Regions from separate parts of the Mus musculus genome. Here regions 1 and 3 are each linked to region 2. Evidence: chromatin loops called from intact Hi-C (ENCODE). Cell type or tissue: left cerebral cortex. All regions are shown on one strand. Links, peaks and the distances in the headings refer to the core of each region. The heading gives the core; the rest is flanking DNA. Region 1 holds the start of AW549877 (expressed sequence AW549877). Region 2 holds the start of Rpl37 (ribosomal protein L37). Region 3 holds the start of Ttc33 (tetratricopeptide repeat domain 33).

Region 1 (6,213 bases), core at 2,069-4,568, 1.1 Mb after region 2:
TTTAGTTGTTGCTCCCAACGATTGAGTTACCGTTGTTTCTGAATTAAGTTTGTGTTTTGTTTTGGTTTTTTTTTTCCCCCATGTGGTGGCTCGTCTGAGTTTAAGAGCGAAAGGTACAGTGGCAAAGAGTAGGTTTGCCAGATGTGCATCACAAAGGCCATGGAGGTTTTGAAGCATAGGGCTGGTATGGTAGTGACCCACCAGCAGGAACTGGGTGGAGCTGTGGAGAGATTTTGGAGCTCTGAGTTAGAGAGTCTCCACAAGATAAGAACTGGAAGGTGAGACCTGAGAGTGGCTGGGTGTAGCATGGGAATTTGCCATTCTTTTTAATATTTCCTGCAGCAGGTCACCATAACATGAGTAGATTATTAAAAGATCACAACATTGGAAAAGTTGAGAACCACTGCCTTAGAGGATTTTTCTGTTTTTCTTTAAAGTTTTACAAAATGGCGCTCCAGGGCATTTTTCTGAAGTGAACCAGTGACTTACTGCCACCCAGTAAACTATGGGCATGGGCTCTCCAGAAAGATCTGAACCGTTCCACGAGTACAGCTATTTCCTCTACCTGTGACTCTTGCTCTTCAGAGCTTTCTTCTTCTTAAAGATACACTGTCATTCTAATGCTTCATAATTCCATAAGTTGAATTTTCTATGTTCGCATTACCATGAGGCCTTGCCCCATTCGCTTGTCTTAGCAAAGACTTGCTATTCTACTCAGGATTCTAGCTCACCACTTGCCCGAGTCTGGACCTTGAGGTGTTTAGCACTATGCTGGACATCATGTGTTTTCTCTCTCTTGATTGGCTTCTGGCTGAGCAACTATTACTCTCCATTGGCCAATTTTACCATCATTTAGGTGCCACTATCATTTCTTGAGGAGCCTCTTCTTCAGTATCTCACATCAAATATTACTTCTTTAATTTTCCTTCCTAGTGCCTCCCATAATTCTAAAATTTTGAATTCGCTGTGTATTGTTATTATCTCTACACTGCTTTACTAGATAAACTGTGAGAGGGCAGGGGTTATGGCAGAGGCATTTACTGTTGTAGTTGCAGTGGCAACAATCAGAATGCATAGCCAAATAAATATGTAATGGTCCTAGTATATAGAAGCCTTCTGTGGCAAGTAATTACATTCACACATACACATCACTGTTAGTCATTTGGTTCACTTATATGAGAAAATAAGTCTGTCGCCACCCCAAACAAAGGTAGTGAGAGAAGTTTCCAAAACAATGTTACAAACCATTGGTATTAGTAACAGAACTGGTAGTTCAGAGACAAGCAAGATTTCTGTTTAAAAATATTTAAATTTAAAAACTTTAAATCTTTCGTAAAAATCTACATGATTTTATTTCTCCTTTGCTGGATATATAGCTAAATTTTGTATGTTAGGGAAAGGGAGGTAGTTCGAATGTGATCAATTTGCTTCTTTCATATTTTTGGCACATTCTAATCATCTGAGATTTAAAATATGGCTTTTATCTTTTATTTGTTCTATTCATGTGCATTTCCTAAAGTAAAAAGAACTAACTATAACTTGGAGGGGAAATGCATTTTTTTTTCTAGTACAAGGGTTCTGTGTTTCAATACTTCCTTGTGAATTACTAAGGTCTGGTTGTTGCCGGTGTCTCTCTGTGATGAAACCAGCTTTCTATGAGAACTTACTTTGTTAAGATCTTGAATAAACCACAGAATCATGTATTCTTTAGTTTGGAGGTTAACAGTCTCATCCTTCTCCTCCTTATCTGAAAAAAAAAAGACTAGATTTCCAACTCTCTCTCTGAAAATGAACACACCAAAATATCAGTTGAACAATAATTCCCAGTGTTAAGACTTTCCATATAGAATACTGTAGTTTGATGCATCATCATGATTGTAATTTTTTTCTTTATGTGCATTTTGCCTGCATATATATGTCCGTATACAATGCCCATGGAGATCTAAAGAGGCATCAGATGCCCTGGAGCTGGAGGCCTAGACAGTTGGGAGTGGCCATGTGGTTGCCAGCAATGATCTCTCCAGCTTGTGCCTGGAAATGTTATTTAGTGCAGTTTGGCATGTTAGAATATGGGTCCTTAATTTCTGTGGGATGCTTGCTTGTTTGTAAACTGGGTCTCAGTATGTACTGGCTGCTCTAGAACTGCCAGCATCCCCTCCAGCCTTAGCTTCTCAAGTTCTGGGATTACAGAGTAAGTCAACACTCTAGCATAAGAGTTTGAATTCTGTAGTTCACCTTGATTATAGAATGCAATTTTTCTGGCCTTCAGATTCTTCATTATAAAGTATCATAAGGATTTGTTGTTGATTATTGTTTTCTATTAAAAACCATTTTCCCAAGTACGTAAGGGCATTACACAAGTACCGAAGACACAGAGCACGTGTTTTTTGCTCTGTGCATTTAGAGTAAAATGACAGGAGAAAAAAACTGGTCATCATGGCCACTTGCAGAAAAGTGACTGTGGTTAGTCACTCTTAAACGATCACATTACTATTTTCATAGTTTAAATATTTTCTACCAGGCTACAACAAAAACCTTAAAATTAAGATGAAGGGTAGAGTTATTCAAAATATATTGTGCCAAACCGGGGGAAACAAACGAACAAACAAAAAGCCAAAACAGCATTAGATTTCCGTGGCCATAGGCAAGAATTAGCATTCATGGAATGCAAAGCAATTTGACCACTTGAGTGCTGATTAAGACCCGGAAGAACACTTAACACTTGTCAGGAAGGTCTCAAGGTGAACTAAGACAGTGAGGTCGCTGCCACGTTTAGGTCGCAAGACATTTAAGGTACTTTAAGTGTGAGCTAGCCAAGATCAATCCGGAGTAAAAACAAGCTCCAGGGTGAAGATTCGGGGAAAGCGTTATGCCAGCTAGCAGGCTGAGGACTGCCAAGTTGTCTGCCCTCACACTAGGTCTCGCAGCTTGGATGAATCTCACCCGTCCGCAGACTTCCGTTTCTGACCTTCCCCCACCACCCCCCGCCCCCACCATTACAATCAAGTTTTATTTTAGTCCACCTCCTTCACTACAGCGCCAACCGCTGCAAATCCTCTTTCCAGACCTTCCAAACCGCCCTCTTCCAGCCAGCTGCTGCGGCTGCAATCTCCCTGCACCCGCGGAGAGAGTCGATGTCCTATTGGCTCAGCTCGGGGCATGGTCGGCTTCCGATTGGTTGAAATTAGAAGGCGGGAGAGAGGTGTGCCCTTACATCATCGACTGGCCCCTCGCAGCACGGGATTGTGGGAGGGAGAGGGCCACTGGGAGGAACTAAATACCCGGAACGACCTTTGCGGGCCGGGGCGGTCGTAGCCCGGAGCCTATGTCTCCGCCCACCGGCTGGGCGGGCTCCGCCCCCACTCCGCCAGCCAGGCCGTCAGGTGATCTGGGGCTCACGTGGTCACGTGGACAGGGCGGGCGCGCCCGAGCTGGCCATGGCGGCCGCGGTGTCCGGTGTGGTGAGGCGGGTGGAAGAGCTCGGGGACCTGGCTCAGGCTCACATACAGCACCTTAGCGAAGCCGCGGGGGAAGACGGTGAGGGAGCGCCGCAGAGGGAAGTGGGCGGACGGTGGTGAGATGCGAGGGGACCGCTGCGCTCGGTGGCCAGAAGGCGCGGCCTTCGGTCCGAGGCGGGGTCCCTGGTGCTGGCACTGCTGAGCTTGGTCCCCATTGGGCAGTCATCTGCCCTCTCCTCAGATGTCCTGTTACCCATGCAGCGTTTTCTACGTTCCTTGAAATCCTTTTTGTTTACATCCGACCAGATGTGTGGTGTCGAATCTGCGAGAAGGGTAGACTTTAAATAAAAGTACACACGGACTTTCTCCGGAATGTTCATACTGCCCAGAAAATGAACAGTATGTTTTTTTGTTGTTTTTTTTTTTTTTTTTTTTTTTTTTTTTTTTGCATTCAGAGAGACATGCATGACAGTTCACTTTTTCATTACTGCCTTGTAAATTTCCACTTTGTTTTCAATTCAAAATTCAGCTGTAAATACATATTGTACACAGTTATGGTGTAATTTTAATGCTCCCCCCCCCGCCCCATTTTAGTCCTTAGGTATTTTCTTAGAAGGGAAAATAGGTTAGGAAATACGTCATTCTTTTGACATCAGACTCGGTTTGCTTTTTATAAATTCTCAGTTGCCAATTGGTTCGACAGTAATCTTTTTTTGTTTTTTGAATGTTGAGCCTTTACCATCCATGAGCTTTAAAATTCTTGTGATTAGAGTCATACGATGACCGAAATGAAACATTTCTCCCAGGTGATTGACTAGTTGGTGTATTTACGGAATCAGTTCTATAATTAAATGAAGCACATATGACCACACTGAGGCTTTTTATCTTTTGGTTTGTGGCAAGCGGAACATAGAATTTGTAGTCACTGTTACCTCCCTGGGTCATGTGTCAGCCAGAGCTCAGGTAGTCTTACTTACTTATTACTGAGCCTAACAGTAATTCATATTTTCTTATGAAAGAATTCTATGATCCATTGTGAAAGGAGGCCTGGAAAGGAGGTTCAGTGTTCCATGGCCTTGTTTGGAGGCTTTGTTTATACATCTGAAAATTTACTAAAATCATAACTGTAGCTATCTGCTTTACAATCTACTAGGCAACATTGACGTTAATCTTACTGGAGAATTACTAACAGGGCTTACTTAACACCAGATTATATGTATTTGAATTATACTTGGCCCTTTTTCATACATCAAAATCAATAGACATCGGAAATTGGTCCCTTAGCTTAACAGTCATATGTTTTTCTTGAGTTGTCAGTATCGTTAGTTTCAATTTTATTCAAACTAGATAATAGAGTGCTAACCATCATTCCACTTAAGAGTGCTCTGTATTTATGGCCATATAGTTCTCATTCTTAACAGTATGATATTGTCCTGCATAGACTTATAAGAAGGACCTTCTCTGAAGATTATAGGAACCTTCTCAGTTTACTTTAAATATTTCTAGTAGAAAGAATGTATTTTTATGGACTTTTCCAGAATGATAGATATGCCACCACCACACCTGACCTATAATAATAACTATGACACTCCTCTTCAGCAGCGACTTCAGCAGTTCAGCACAAGTCTTTGCATTTACAGTAATCTCAGAAGTTAACGGGAAAAATATAAATAGCTTGTACAGGACGTGGGGAGGCCGATGGTCTGGACCATTTTGGTTCTCAGTAGAATCTTGTTTTCTGGGTAGTAGGGTGGTACTTCTGGGCCAAGGAGAGATGTGAAGACTGCTAACTTAAGAGCGATCTTATAGCAGTAGAAAATCCTCTAAAGCTTAAGGTCACTAAGTGACTACCTGCTGACATAGCTGATGGTATTTTATTCTAACACTGAGCAGCTTATCTGTTCACCAAATACTACATTGTCTGTCCACTGCTGGATGCCTGTGAAAGCTTCTGTAGTGCAGAAAAGATGCTTAAAGACTTTGTGTCTTGTACTGTGGTATGGATATGTACTTCATTAAGTGAAGTAGAAGGGTGGACAGTATCTTTGGGGCCCTCAAAATCAGAAATAAAGAAAATATTGTAGTAAACAGATGGTTGAGTTAAGATGGTAAAGTTTGGAAAGTTGGCTAAGTTGTGGTAAGAAAACATGCAGGAGGTATTGGGGTTTTTTGTTTTCTGTTTGTTTTCCTATAGGTTTTGAAGGAATGCGGTAATTTGTTCAGTTTCAAAGTTTTTTTTTAATAATTTATTTCAATTTTATGTGTATTGGTGTTTTACCTGCCTGCATTTTTGTGTGAAGGTATCAGATCTTGGACTTAGAGACAGTTATGAACTGTCATGTGGGTTCTGCGATTTAGACCTGGGTCATCTAGAAGACCAGTCAGTTCCCTCAACTGCTGAGCGATCTCTGTAGTCCTTCATTTTGACGTTTTAAAGGAATAAGATATAACCCTTTAAATTGGCATTGTAGTTATACCAGCTAGACATACAAGTATGATAACTTAGAATTGTTTACAGTCTGATATTTTATGAATATTTGATCTGATCAATTTTTCTTTTAGTTAATTTAGCTAGTACATTTATAAAATTGCATGCATTCAACAGACACTCTTTCTGCAAACTTGTAGATTTTGTATTATTCCAGTAAAAGCTGTAAGATTGTAAGTACTTTAGAGTATATCAACATTGTAAAAGAAACATTGTAAGAATAGACTAAGAACTACATAGATGGCTCAGTAGGTTAAGCACTTCCGG
Region 2 (6,213 bases), core at 2,026-4,525:
GTCTATTGCCTAGCTTTGTGGCTGTAATTTTTCTCAACTCCATTACATACTAGAACTGACATCACAAACACCCAAATTCTCCCACAGGCATTAGCTTAAGAAAGGATTTTGAAGACAGGATTTTTCTGTAGGTCTGCAACTAACTCTGTAAACCAGGCTGGCCTCAAACTTAAGATTTTGAGTTTGCCTCTGCACCCCATGTGCTGGAATTAAAGGCCCGAGCTGCTCCAGCCACCACCAAGCTTGAGGTCACCTTGCAAATCCTAACACAAGCTTTTTTTCAAGCCCCACTTATCTTGCAGAGTTGTATTAATCTTTCCCATCTCTAGAGTTTGTCAAGTCGGGACACCCAGAGCTTAATTCCCACTTGCCTCAGTGTCTGATTTAAGCCTTGATAGAAATTACACATTCAGCCATAGTAAGGAAACCACACACCAATCTTAAGTCTACACGGACTATGAGTTCTAGTAAGATGAATTAAGAGTTTTAATGTGTAGCTCTGATCCCCAACTCATAGATCCACCTGTCACCAAGTGCTGGGAATAAAGGCTTATCTTGCTTGGCTTTATTCAAGTAAATGTTAAAAATCAGAAACTACAGGATAAGTAAGAGCTCAAATCATTTAAGTCCCTTACAGACTGTAAGCGTCTTAAGACACTGTAGGCATGGTAGTGATATAACCACACCAGTAACTGTCCTCATCTCTAGCAAGCCTGCTCGTTCAGCTCATCACTCACCCACTTCCATGCCCAGGGCCAAGCAAACACGATGGGGACCGAGACAGGCTCAGAGTATCTTTCCCGAGAGTCCACCCAGCCCCTCCCAGCTTCGGACCCACAGGAACTATGAAGGAAGAAGCGTAGGATCCCAGAGCAATCATATAACCGAACTCTGAACCGATGTTAAAGTACCTTAGATCACCACAGAATTTTTGAAAGCAGAACATTTATTTTATGACTGATTGAAATCCTTAAGAAGAACTGGATGCTGCGACAGCTGCCCTCTTGGGTTTCGGCGTTGTTCCCTCACGGAATCCATGTCTGTGCCATGTTAAAGATAAGAAAAAAAGTTAAAGCAGCAATATCAAACATTGCCTCCAAATTGATCAAGCAGACCGTAATGAGCTTATCTCAGTTAAATGCTGAAATCATTATAGCAGTCATATGTTCAGACATTTATTTTTTAGGACATCATTGATAAGCTATTAGTTTACCCTAATCAAGACACCCACATTACATTAAAGTTAACTGTCTCAACAATTTTGGGCTCATTTTCCCTATTTCCACAAGAACTAAAGTATTTATGAAGCTATTCCTTAAGCTATAAAGGACAGGTCCTGGCACCTTTCCTTTAGTAACAGGAAACACTGACCAAGCTTAACAGGATCTTGAAGCTGCTCAACTCAGAAGTCTAAATGTTAAGTAGCACTCATTTCTACTCAATACTACATAGGAAGATGAGTGATTCTAAGCACATAAAGGTTAATCAGGCTCAAAACATGCCACTAGCCTATCAAACACTAGCAAGCCACTACACATCAAGTTCACAAAACTGGACTGAGTTTAAAACAGAGACAAACACAAAAGCACCTGTCAAAGCACAGACCCCACAGGAAAGTCTAAGAGGGGGGCTGGGGATTCTGTACTTTTAAGGAACATCAAGGCCTAGCCTCCAGTAAAAAGATACCCATCTATGTTATGACTGGCACCCAGAACAGCTTAGCAGACTTGAGCAAAGTCTGGAGGCAGATCCAAGTAAGCTGCCCCCCAGATCCCACTCATAGTCTTGACAAATGTGGGCGTCTCAGGCCCACACCAAACCCCAGTATCATTCCTACCCTTCAGTAAGAGTGCAAAGTTTCATCCTACCCTGGAGGACCAATGACATTTAGCCAAAACTGTACCTGAATCTGCGGTAGACAATCTTTAGGTGCCTCATCCGACCAGTCCCGGTAGTGTTTCGTCTCTTAGCCTTGGCACTCCAGTTATCTAATAAAAAAAATAGGATTCCAAATGGTTTTCCCAAGCACCCAGTGTCAGCCCATTTTCTCAGTAGTGTCATTACTATGTTTTAACCACTCAGCCAACAAACCAACCTCCAAAGTTGTTGCGTGCCAAATGTGTTTTCTATTACATCGCTACCTCAGGTCAAGGTAAAAGCCCGCCTGCGGATTACAGTACTTACACTTCCTCTTGCGCTTGGCAGGGTAGCCACACTTGCCACAAGTCGACTTCTGAAGGTGGTAGGCCTTGGAGCCACAGCGGCGGCACAGCGTGTGCGTCTTGTTGCGACGCTTACCAAAGGATGACGTTCCCTTCGTCTGCACATTAAAAGAAAAAGCAGGAAAAAAAACCCCACATATAAGCAACTCTGAAATCTGACTTCTCAATGTACTCTGGCATTTTCTTAGCAATGAGTATGGATGAGACGTAAACAAGATCCACACGGGACAAAACGGTGTAAAGATTTAAATCTTAGCACACAGGTAGGGTAGGTAGGAAGCACTACCGGCTATCCACACGACCATTATAATGCCTTACTCTGCGCGGACCTAAGCCTCCTTGGCTTTAGGCGTTAAGGACAACATTCTGCCCGTCTCTCAGTCGCGGTACTGCCCACCAAGCAGCCGGTTTCTCGGCGGCTGGGGACAGATGTCCCCAAGCCTGTCCTGATCACCCACCCGGGGCTGCAGTGCGTACGTCTCCTCCAAAGCCCAGAGAGACCCACAGCGGCGCTAGGACCGTGGGCCGGGCTCTGCACACAGCAGCCATCCTTCCAGTTCCTGCGGACCACAGCACGCCGTCTCCTCGCCCATCAGCTCCCCTCACTCGCAACCTTGTCACCGACGCGCCGGGCAACAGGCAGGACAGCCCGAGGAAGAAGGATGGAGAGAGATTTACAGAGCCCAGAAACCACACTCACCATCTTGCTTCTACCGGCGAGGCCAAAGAGACCGGAAGAGAAAGCACCCCCGCCACTTCCTGTGGATAAGCTTCCGCCCAGGAAACTACTTCCGGCGGGTCTTGGTGCAGCCCTATCAGGCCTCGGGTGCGGAGGTGTAGTCTCCCGGGCGAGAGAGCCAGGGAGCCGATTGGGCTGCAACACCGGTAGGGGGCGTGCCTGGCGCTGTGGCTCCGCCCTCCCCAGCGGCCCGCCTCCTGGTTGGAGAGGGTTTCTGGCGGTGTCGGGGCTGCTGCGGTGTTGGCAGTCCGTCTGGTTTCCGGTCCCGGGGCTCGAGGGGAGTCAGACACCCAGTGCGTGGCGGCGCCCCTGGCGGTTGTGCAGTGCTGGGACTGGGATCCCGATCCGGGAAAGCCAGCCTTCCCAGGTTCGTTTTGATGTGGCCGCTCGCTTGCCTGTATGGAGAGTTGGTGAGAGGATGGAGTCACGAAGTGTCTCGGCGAGGGTAGGAGCTTAGTTAGCTTCTGACTCGGGCCGACTCGATTTCACGCGGTGGTCATTCAGAGGCCAGTTGTTTGATCGCACTCAAGGAATCACACGCGGAACTTGTTAAATAACAGCTTCCAGCCAGCGCGCCGCCACCAGGAAATCTGACCCTTTTAGACTTGAGTACAGTTTGCAAGTCTGTACTGTATAAAACACTTTCCTAGATCATTTTGAAATAAGTAACCCTAGACATCCTTGATTAGCGCTAATGCAACTGTCTGTCCGCAATCCCAGTAGGAAACATGGAGAATATAGTACGAACATTGATGAATTGGGGAAAAGTCTCAGTCATACCATCTACATACTTTCTAAAACAAATGTGAGAATCGCTAGTCTATCACATTCAAAAATCTTAAGATAGTGGACAGCAGAACAAAGCAAACACCAAGGAAGCTTTTTGTTTTGTTTTGTTTTTTGTTAGCAAATCGTACCAATTTCTTCTAGGGGAGGGGAGTAGAAAGAAAAATGTATAATCCTTTCCACTCAGAAGTAGTAAACTGAAATCAGAGGAGGGAGGAGATAGGGCACACGGGAGAGAAAGCAAACAAGCATTCAAATGGTTGAACTGGACTATAAATAAGTCTTAGGAGACTGGGTGGCAAATTGCTATAAATTTAGTAGCATGAAGCAACACAGATTTAGTCAACGGGTGTAAACTTTCAGTTATGGGAAATAAATTCTAGGGTCCTCTTGCATTACTGTACCTACAGATAACAAAATTGTATCGCACACTTAAAATTGTATGGCCTCTGCCTCCCAAGTGCTGGGATTAAAGGCGAGCGCCACCACTGCCGGCCTCATTCACAGTTCTGCTGGGAAGCACAAGTGAGGCTTGGTTTGACTAAAATTGAAATGTAGTGCTGAGGTGTAGCTCTGCTCAGTCGCTGTTTAATTGCTGTCTTTCACCTTGCAGGCCAGTAATAACCTACCTTACGTTGTAGTACAGTTTTCTGTGTTCTTCTACTTTTAAGACCGCTTGTTACTACATTCACCCCACCTAGATAATTTCTCCATCTCAAGGTTAACTAACCTGAAACCTTAGTGCTCTCTGCCACCTCAGGATTTATCACGTCACTGGATGCTCTCGCTTGGAGTACTAAACAGCTCTTTTGGGATGGGGTCATGGAGTTGTGTCTACAGCATTGACTATGAAAAATGACATTAGTGAAGAAAGGGTAGGCTGGGCGTTAAACCACCAAGGAGCCCACCCTCAGAGGCAGGATGTCACTGACCTTATCCAAAGACGTGCCTACAGCTGAAGTTATCAGACAGTGAAATCATTTTTTCTCTCTAAAGTGAGTTTGTTCTTTGTGGTGTGCAGGAAATCCGCACATCGGTTTTTGTCCTGAAATTTATGCTCCAGAGCCTTGTAGGAAGCCCTTCAAGTTTCCAGGCTTCTACCCAACTGCTAGGTTTAGGTAGGTCCGCAGCGGCGGCGGGAGCGTGTCCACAGCGGCGGGACATTATTTTTTCTTTTCTGTTCTTTACATTTTTAAGACAGGGTTTGTGTTGCCCAGGCTGATCTCAAACTCTTGAGGCCAAGTGATCCTCCTGCCTCAGCCTCCCAGGTGCTGGCAGGTAGTGTTAAGGTACGGCACCGAGTTTGGCAGCTTCTGAAACTGAGTGGGCCATTTTTGTTTTGTTCCTTGGCTGGCCTGGAACTAGCTATGAAGACTGGGCTAGTGGAGAGCTCACAGAGGTCCTTCTGCCTCGGCTTCTGGAGCCATGGGATAAAGGAGAGTGCCACCACACCCAATGTCAGATAAAGGATTTTTTTTTTTTAAGATTTATTATGTATTATGAGTACACTGTAGCTGTCTTCAGACACAGCAGAAGAGGGCATCAAGTCCCATTATAGATGGTTGTGAGCCACCATGTGCTTGCTGGGAATTGAACTCAGGACCTCTGGAAACAGCCACTGCTCTTAACCACTGAGCCATCTCTCCAGCCCCAGGTGAAGACTCTTTAGCCCAGTACACTCTCTATAATTTTTCTTTTTTGGCAGCTATAGAGACCAGGTTAATTGTATATCCTATTCTTCCCTCCCTTCTCTCCCTTCTCCTCCCCTTCCCTCCCCCTCCCTCCCTTCCTCTTTTCTCCCCCTTCCCCTTCTCTCTCTTCCCTCCCTCCTCTCCCCTCCCTCCCCCTCCTCCCCTTATCTCCCTCCCCCTCCTCCTTTCCTGTTTTTCTCCTCCAGATTTCTCTTGTATTCTCCCCAACTCCCTACCCATCCAAGTTTATGTTCTTTTTCTCTCTTTTAAAACAAACATAAAAAGAAACAAAACCCTTATCAACCCCCAACTCCTGCCACAAAACCACAAAAATGAAAATCAAAACAAACAAATAAAAGCGTGGTGGCGCACGCCTTTAATCCCAGCAGAGGCAGTCGGATTTCTGAGTTCAAGGCCAGCCTGGTCTACAAAGTGAGTTCTAGGACAGCCAGGGCTATACAGAGAAACCCTGTCTTGAAAAACAAAAACAAAGAAAAGATCAAAAGTCCCCTTGGGCCCGAAGACTGCCCTGAAGTGGTGTTGATATACCCAGTGAGAGTCTACTGGAGAAAACTGATTATTCCCTTTGCCAGCAATGTCCACTTCCCTCTCCCAGTGCCAGGATTCCTTCTGGCTTGAACCTGTGCAAGGCTTGTAGGTGCTGCCCCAGCCTCTGTGAGTTCACACATGCACCTGTCCTACTGTATCTGAAAGACACTGTTTCCTCGGAGTCATCTGTCACTTTTAGTACTTGCAATCTTTTCATCTCCCCTTC
Region 3 (6,213 bases), core at 1,186-3,685, 69 kb before region 2:
GGGTACAAAATAGAGTATAAATTGTGCTACAGAATGAGGGCTATGGAAGCTTCCTCCTTGGCCTCATCGTAACACGAGGAAATGTATTTCCTCTGTCTGAAAAATTACTATATACATATACATATGTGTGTATGTGTGTGTGTAAACATATATATACATTTATATGTGTGTATACGTATATATGGATGTATTTATACATATATGTGTGTGGGGTGTATATATATATATATATATATATATATATATATATATATATATATATCTCCATCATCCCAGGGGAAAACAAGGAGGTAAAATGAAAGTATGGCTACTATGGATCACAAATCCAGAGGCATAGAGTGAAGACAGTCTAGGAAAATGGATGCTCAGAATGCCTTCAAAGGATACTAGGATACAAGAGGAGGAGGAAGAAGAGGAAAGAAGAGGTGGCAGCTCTCTTGTACTTATGTCCCTAAAGGCAGTGAGAATGTGGGACTTGCATTCTACATGACTAACGTGAGGCATCAGACAGTGTAGCAGATCTATTAAAAACAGAAAACCTGTTTTGCTTACTGAAGGCAAGTTCATTTTAAATCACTGGAAACATCTGCCAGTCATGGTGAAAGGATGAGCTGAGAACAATGAGAAAACGAAAGTCAACAAACCACTGAGATCCCCACCTCCCAAGCTAAGGGGGGGGGGGGGGGGCGCTAAGTGCTGAGGGCACATAAGGAAGGGTTAAGTCTCAGAGGGTAGCTCTCTGCCTCACACGGCTGCCCTCTGAAGCTTGTGTCCTTGTCCTCCACATTTCTAAAGTTTCTGAGCAGAGTCCAAACAAAACTAGGGATTTCATGTTCCCAAATTTCACATTAGTAGGAAAAGTAGGTTATAGCCATCTACTCAATATAAAGGAAAAAAATAAATAAATGTATGCATCTGAGAAAGATGAAAAAAAAAATCTAACAAGTCCTTGTGGAGATTAGAAACGACTTAATAATGAAGAAACAGCAAGCGGTATCAAGGGCCTACTAAAGTGAAAAAGCAGGAATGTGTTACCAGTTTATAATACCAAGTTTATATTTTCTCCCAAACTGCCTGTGGACAAGGAGACTGAACTCAATTACAATACCGGTAAGTGCTATCAAGCGTGATCCAATGACCTGTCAGACAAACGCACACTAGTGTCTGCATGAAAGTGAGCTTTAGAGAATAGAAGCTGGCCAGGCTTAAAAGAGGGAAGACTCCTGGCATGTGTGAACATCTTCCCCAAGGAAAATGTAATGCTCTGATCTGATCCGGGATCTGAAATGCTACTGGGGAGAAAATACAGACAATAGTCAATTAATGATTCGGGACTCCCCTTCTCGGTGATTAAAATGTCCTAACATCAATTGGTATAATGGCACGATTTTGTGAACAGCAATAACGGTTACTGAGTCATAGACTCTATTAGGAGGAGTTGTATAACACGCCACTTACATCTCAACTAAACTGTTTTCATCTTACGCTATGAGCTTCTTGTGCCTCTAGGCTGTGCTTGTAATTAGTACTCACTAAAAACCGCGTACAGAAGGAGCTTTGCTTGATCTGTACCTGGATGGATAAGGCACCAAGCTTCTTTCCAACCCGATAACAGATCAAGTGGGTAAATCACAACTGTAAAGGTTTCGTGCTAACTCTCATCTGGAGTTAAAAGTCTACGTGCTCTACAGAACGATGAGTGGCATTAAGATTCTAAACATGTACGATGCTCTCCACCGCAACCGCTCGACTTGACCCTTTACCGGGCCATAAATAAGCTGGGTGCTTGCCACAGAGTTAAAAACGTCCTCCTGAACTGACTGCGTGAGAGGATGCGGCCACCCAAGATGGAAAAACACCGGCCGGAGGTAGAGAATCACAACAACCACCCTCCGAACAGGAGAGATGAATCCGCAGGTGAAGAACGAGAGAAACGGATTCCCTTAAAATGCTACCCGAGGAGAACACAGGATTCAAAACTGGCCCCTGCCTCGGCTGCAATAAAAATGAGCTCCGGCCATAGCAGCTCCTCGGGCGGCCGGGCCGGCACCCAGAACCCTGCCACCGCGCCCCGCGCCCCGTGCCCAGGTCGGAGGCACGCCCCAGGGCTCTGTGGACCTCACCGGGCCACCCTCGGCCCTCCCTCCCGCACGCAGCAACCCTCAGCCCTGTCTACCGCCTACCCGCAGCCAGTTACCTGAAAACACTCTGTGGTGCCGTGTTTACATTCCACGTGCCCTTTGGCACCGGAAACGGAAACTATTCTGCCGGGATTCTAATCTGCCTTGCCTGCCTGTGCTTCCCGATTCTTTATTTTAAAAAAAAAGCATGAAATCATCCTGGGACGTTCTAAAGTCCAGCAAGGCGGACAGAAGAAAAGAAGACTTTCTTACCCGCCAGCGCCCTTCTGCAGGACCACTAATCCCAGAAGTCACTGCGGCGCCCTAGGGACTATGGGATTTGTAATAAAGACACCAGACGAAGCGCCCTCTAACTGCAGCCGGGAATGGACTCCCGTGTTTGAGGTTGTGCTTTGCAATACACACAGTCCTCAGGTAAATAAATGGCTTACCGCCTAGTCTGACCGGCCTAGCCGCTGAAGGGTCTGTGAGATGCAGAAGGGGGGGGGGGGGGGGGGGGGCGGAGACTGAGCTGAAATAAGTGCAAAGGGTGCTGGCTTGTTTGTGTCAACTTGACACAAACATATACTTAGCTATAAAACAGGGAATCTTAACTGAGAAAATGCCTGTAGGGAAATCTATGCGGGCATTGTCTTGATGAATGATTGATGTGGGAGGACCCAACCCATTACAGGCAGTGCCACACCCTTGGCAGGTGGTCTGGCCCAAGGGGAAGCTAACTGAACAAGCCTTAAAAAGGACCAATTACTGCCCTGCTTGAGTTTCTACCTTGATTTCCTTCTATAATGTGAAACTAGACGCTGATATAACCCCTTTCCGCCCCGAGATGACTTTGGTCATGGTGTTTTATCCCAGCAACAGAAACCTTAAGTAAGAGCCGATCAGGGAGGATTGGGCTGAACTGCAAGCTTCCTGTGAGAATCCACAGCAGAGCCTGAAAGTAGCACCTGTCACTTCTTACAAGTAAATTAGCAGGCTGATGTTAACAATGGGGCACACTGAGGGAATTGAAAACTCCTTAAGTTTATCCACATAGCTGTGCTACACAAAGCCAAGATCGATTTATGGAGACCACGCTTTTTCAACGCGCCACCGCATGTCTTACTGGCTAGTTATTTGTTGAGGTAAACTGATAAGTTATTTCTCCACTGGTAAAATGAGCCAATTCAAGCCAGATTAAAATATATACAACTGCAGGTTTATTAAGAAGCTGCTCTCGGGCAGGTGAGTTCACTGGCCCCAAGGAAGGAGGCCAGAAAAGGGAGAGAAGAGGAAGAGAAAGAGAGCCCTCAGGCTAAGACAAGGGGGCAGGGGAGATGGGGAGGGAGAAAACAAAATGGATTATATAGCAAAGATCCTCTGGGGGAAGGGAGTCCAGGCCCTGTGCTGAAAATTCAGGATTGGGGGCCAGTTATACTAGGGACTGAGGGATGCTGGGAGAACCAGGAGGCCAGGTCTGCTTTGGTATGTAAAATATACACCTAAGTTGTTTGTTCCTGGGTCTGAAACCAAACAGAAACATGGTAGGATTCTGAGATACCATTAGTAATACTCCCCTCCCCACCTCCCACCCCCATCCCCATCCCCACCCCCCCCACACACACATACATTACCAAAAGGACTACTAACTTCTTTCTCTCCAAAATGTCAAATAGTCCCTGAAGGGACACTCTTACCCAACGCTGGCATTAAAATCACTGATGCTGGCCCCAGCGATGGCTTACTGCTCTTGTAGAGGACCTGGGTTCAGGTCCAACACTCAACAGAGAGACTCAAAACATCTGTGACTCCAGTTACAGGGGAACTGCTGCCCTCTTCTGACACCCACAGATACCAAGTGTCAAAGGCCCTTCCGTACCCAGAACTCGTACATATTGCCATTTTTCACAAAAGTAAACATTGGTGCTGGCTGTTAAAACGCCACAGTGATAGAGCAGCTACGTGGATTTGAGGTAATGATGCAAACTCTAATGGTAGTGATAGAGTCCTCTGTCACGCCGTTACAGTGAAACTCTGGAACACAAGTTTCTCCTGAGATGAGACCTAGCTATGTCACCTAGCAAGAGTCCCAATTTCCAGACTCACTTTAATAAGCCAAGTATCACTGCTTCGTCAAGGGCATTTCTAAACGATGGCATTCATATTTCTATGATACCAAGTGCTTTTACTGCTACGGAAGTGTGATGCCTCTCAAAAGCGAGTGAAGATTCCACCATGAGGGCTGGACAGAGAGTCCAGAAGTTAAGTGCACTGGCTCCTGCTCTTCCAGAGGACCAAAGTTCAGTTCCCAACACCAGCATCTGGCAGCTCACAGCCTCTGTGTAATTACAGCTCTGGGAGTTTCCAACCCCACGTTCTGGCCTCTGCAAGTGGCTGCACATACATAAGAATCAAATCAATTATTTTCTCTCTCTCTCTCTCTCTCTCTCTCTCTGTGAGTACACTGTAGCTGTCTTCAGACACACCAGAAAAGAGCATCAGATCCCTTTACAAATGGCTGTATGCTACCAAGTGGTTGCTGGGAATTGAACTCAGGGCCTCCGGAAGAGCAGTCAGTGCCATCTCTCCAGACCCAATAAACCCAGTTCTTTAAGGCTATTATAAAGTTCCACTATCTTGTGGAACACAACTGTTTTTTGTTTTTTTTTTTTAACCGCTGACAAACTGATTATATTCATATTTAGGTCTTTGACCTTTTCTTGAAATGAATAAAGCAAGGGGCTTGTGAAATGGCTCAGCAAGTAAGGATGCTTGCTGCTCAGCCTTGTGACATGAGTTATGTCTGCAGAGCGTACTCGTTGGAAAGACAGTTGTCATCTGGGCTCCGTACATGTGCTATGACATGCAAACACACATACACACACAAATTTTCTCACTTAAAAAGTTGACAATGTCTGTTCCAATGACAAAACTGTACTCCTTATATAATAATCTTGACAGCTTCCCAGTGTGTCTAGACTTTGAGATCAATGGTAACTTCAGATACAATTTTTATTTATAATTTGATTATATTCATTAATGTTGTCAAGTAAGTTGGTATATTCACTATAACCAATGTATTACTGTGGTAGTCAGCCTATAAAAGAACTTCAGTGTTTCCTGCTCTTGGTGCTCACAGCTCTGTGAAGGTCTTTCCATGTCAGAGTTGGCCTGTGGCACCTCACGCTCATATTAATCGTAATAGACAGTCTGGTGGATGCACTGTTCCTCAGTCTGGATGGAGGTTCACGTGGTCACATTCCCAACAACTCAGTCCATCCTTACATGTTTGTACTTTAGTGTCTATATCTATCTCCATCCATCCCTAATAAGATGGTTGGCGCAGGACCTGTATCTTGCTGTCCTGGTGACATCTGTCATGAATGGTTCACAGTGGCCATATGGATGAATACACAGTGCTTGAGGCTCTGTTCCTCTTCCCAGTCTCTCAGGGTAGCTTAACCATGATGCCCTCAACTCTAGTAAAGACTTGGCCATGTCTTCCAAGTCAGTGAACAGCCTCTAAATATTTGGCACCATTGATTGGCATTTACAACAACCCGAAGCTTACTCATTCAGAACAGGACAGTTTAATGGATGCAAGTTTCCACATGCCAGTTTCTTGTGTAAACTTGTAATGAAGATCTAGAAAAATTAGCTCTCCAAAAGAACTTCACATGCTGTTCATAACATCTAAAATGAAGCTTTTCTGATTTAGAAAGCTAGCAATCCTGCAAAAGCCTCAAGAACGCTGAGTTTCTAGATTGAATAGTAACTGAATTCTAGCAAGGATGGAATTCAAGGCCTGTGTTTGTGATTGGTCTGTGACAGCTGCTTCAGCATTTACTGTCTGCATCGTAATATTTCAGTACCTGAACGAGCCCCGATACTCAACGATGAACAAGTGCACCCCACCCCAAACCTTGATGAAATAAGAAATACTGTGTAACAAATGAAAAACGAACTTTTTTCTTTATTATGCCATCTTTCTAAATCAGGTTACTCTGGGCAAACATACATAAGCCACAATGGTGGACTCCTCCCAACAACGGCTTACAGTCAGGCTGTGTGTGGCATTCCATTCATCATGTCA

The links. Peaks named below come from ENCODE experiments on the same cell type or tissue, not always from the same donor. Only the 100,000 strongest peaks of a DNase experiment are listed, where the experiment ranks them.
Region 1: a loop joins it to region 2, with 6 times the contacts of the local background. A loop is called at or near these places in 7 of 42 quality-filtered maps.
Region 3: a loop joins it to region 2, with 5 times the contacts of the local background. A loop is called at or near these places in 13 of 42 quality-filtered maps.

What each region holds. Positions count from the first base shown.
Region 1 is chr15:3,992,939-3,999,151 of GRCm38, reverse strand. AW549877 (expressed sequence AW549877) reads left to right here and starts at 3,406. Exons shown (of 6, transcript NM_145930.3): 1 at 3,406-3,537. The coding sequence starts at 3,438. Gm2093 (predicted gene 2093) reads right to left here and starts at 3,113. Exons shown (of 3, transcript NR_045740.1): 1 at 3,068-3,113; 2 at 1,668-1,747. In left cerebral cortex, for the core only: no CTCF peak of the experiment used is centred there; DNase peaks (open chromatin) are centred at 2,082, 3,268, 4,190 and 4,360; H3K4me3 peaks cover 2,251 bases; H3K27ac peaks cover 2,134 bases.
Region 2 is chr15:5,113,394-5,119,606 of GRCm38, reverse strand. It overlaps Rpl37 (ribosomal protein L37), which reads right to left and starts at 2,994. Exons shown (of 4, transcript NM_026069.3): 1 at 2,923-2,994; 2 at 2,185-2,320; 3 at 1,904-1,988; 4 at 467-1,040. The coding sequence starts at 2,925. The coding sequence ends at 971. It overlaps Snord72 (small nucleolar RNA, C/D box 72), which reads right to left and starts at 1,186; the gene lies at 1,127-1,186. It also overlaps a transcript of Card6 not described here. In left cerebral cortex, for the core only: CTCF peaks have their summits at 3,038 and 3,244; a DNase peak (open chromatin) is centred at 3,101; H3K4me3 peaks cover 2,011 bases; H3K27ac peaks cover 1,468 bases.
Region 3 is chr15:5,181,753-5,187,965 of GRCm38, reverse strand. It overlaps Ttc33 (tetratricopeptide repeat domain 33), which reads right to left and starts at 2,406. Exons shown (of 5, transcript NM_026213.3): 1 at 2,198-2,406. It overlaps Prkaa1 (protein kinase, AMP-activated, alpha 1 catalytic subunit), which reads right to left. Exons shown (of 9, transcript NM_001013367.3): 9 at 6,067-6,213. In left cerebral cortex, for the core only: a CTCF peak has its summit at 2,477; DNase peaks (open chromatin) are centred at 1,527, 2,404, 2,816, 3,009 and 1 more place; H3K4me3 peaks cover 2,206 bases; H3K27ac peaks cover 1,891 bases.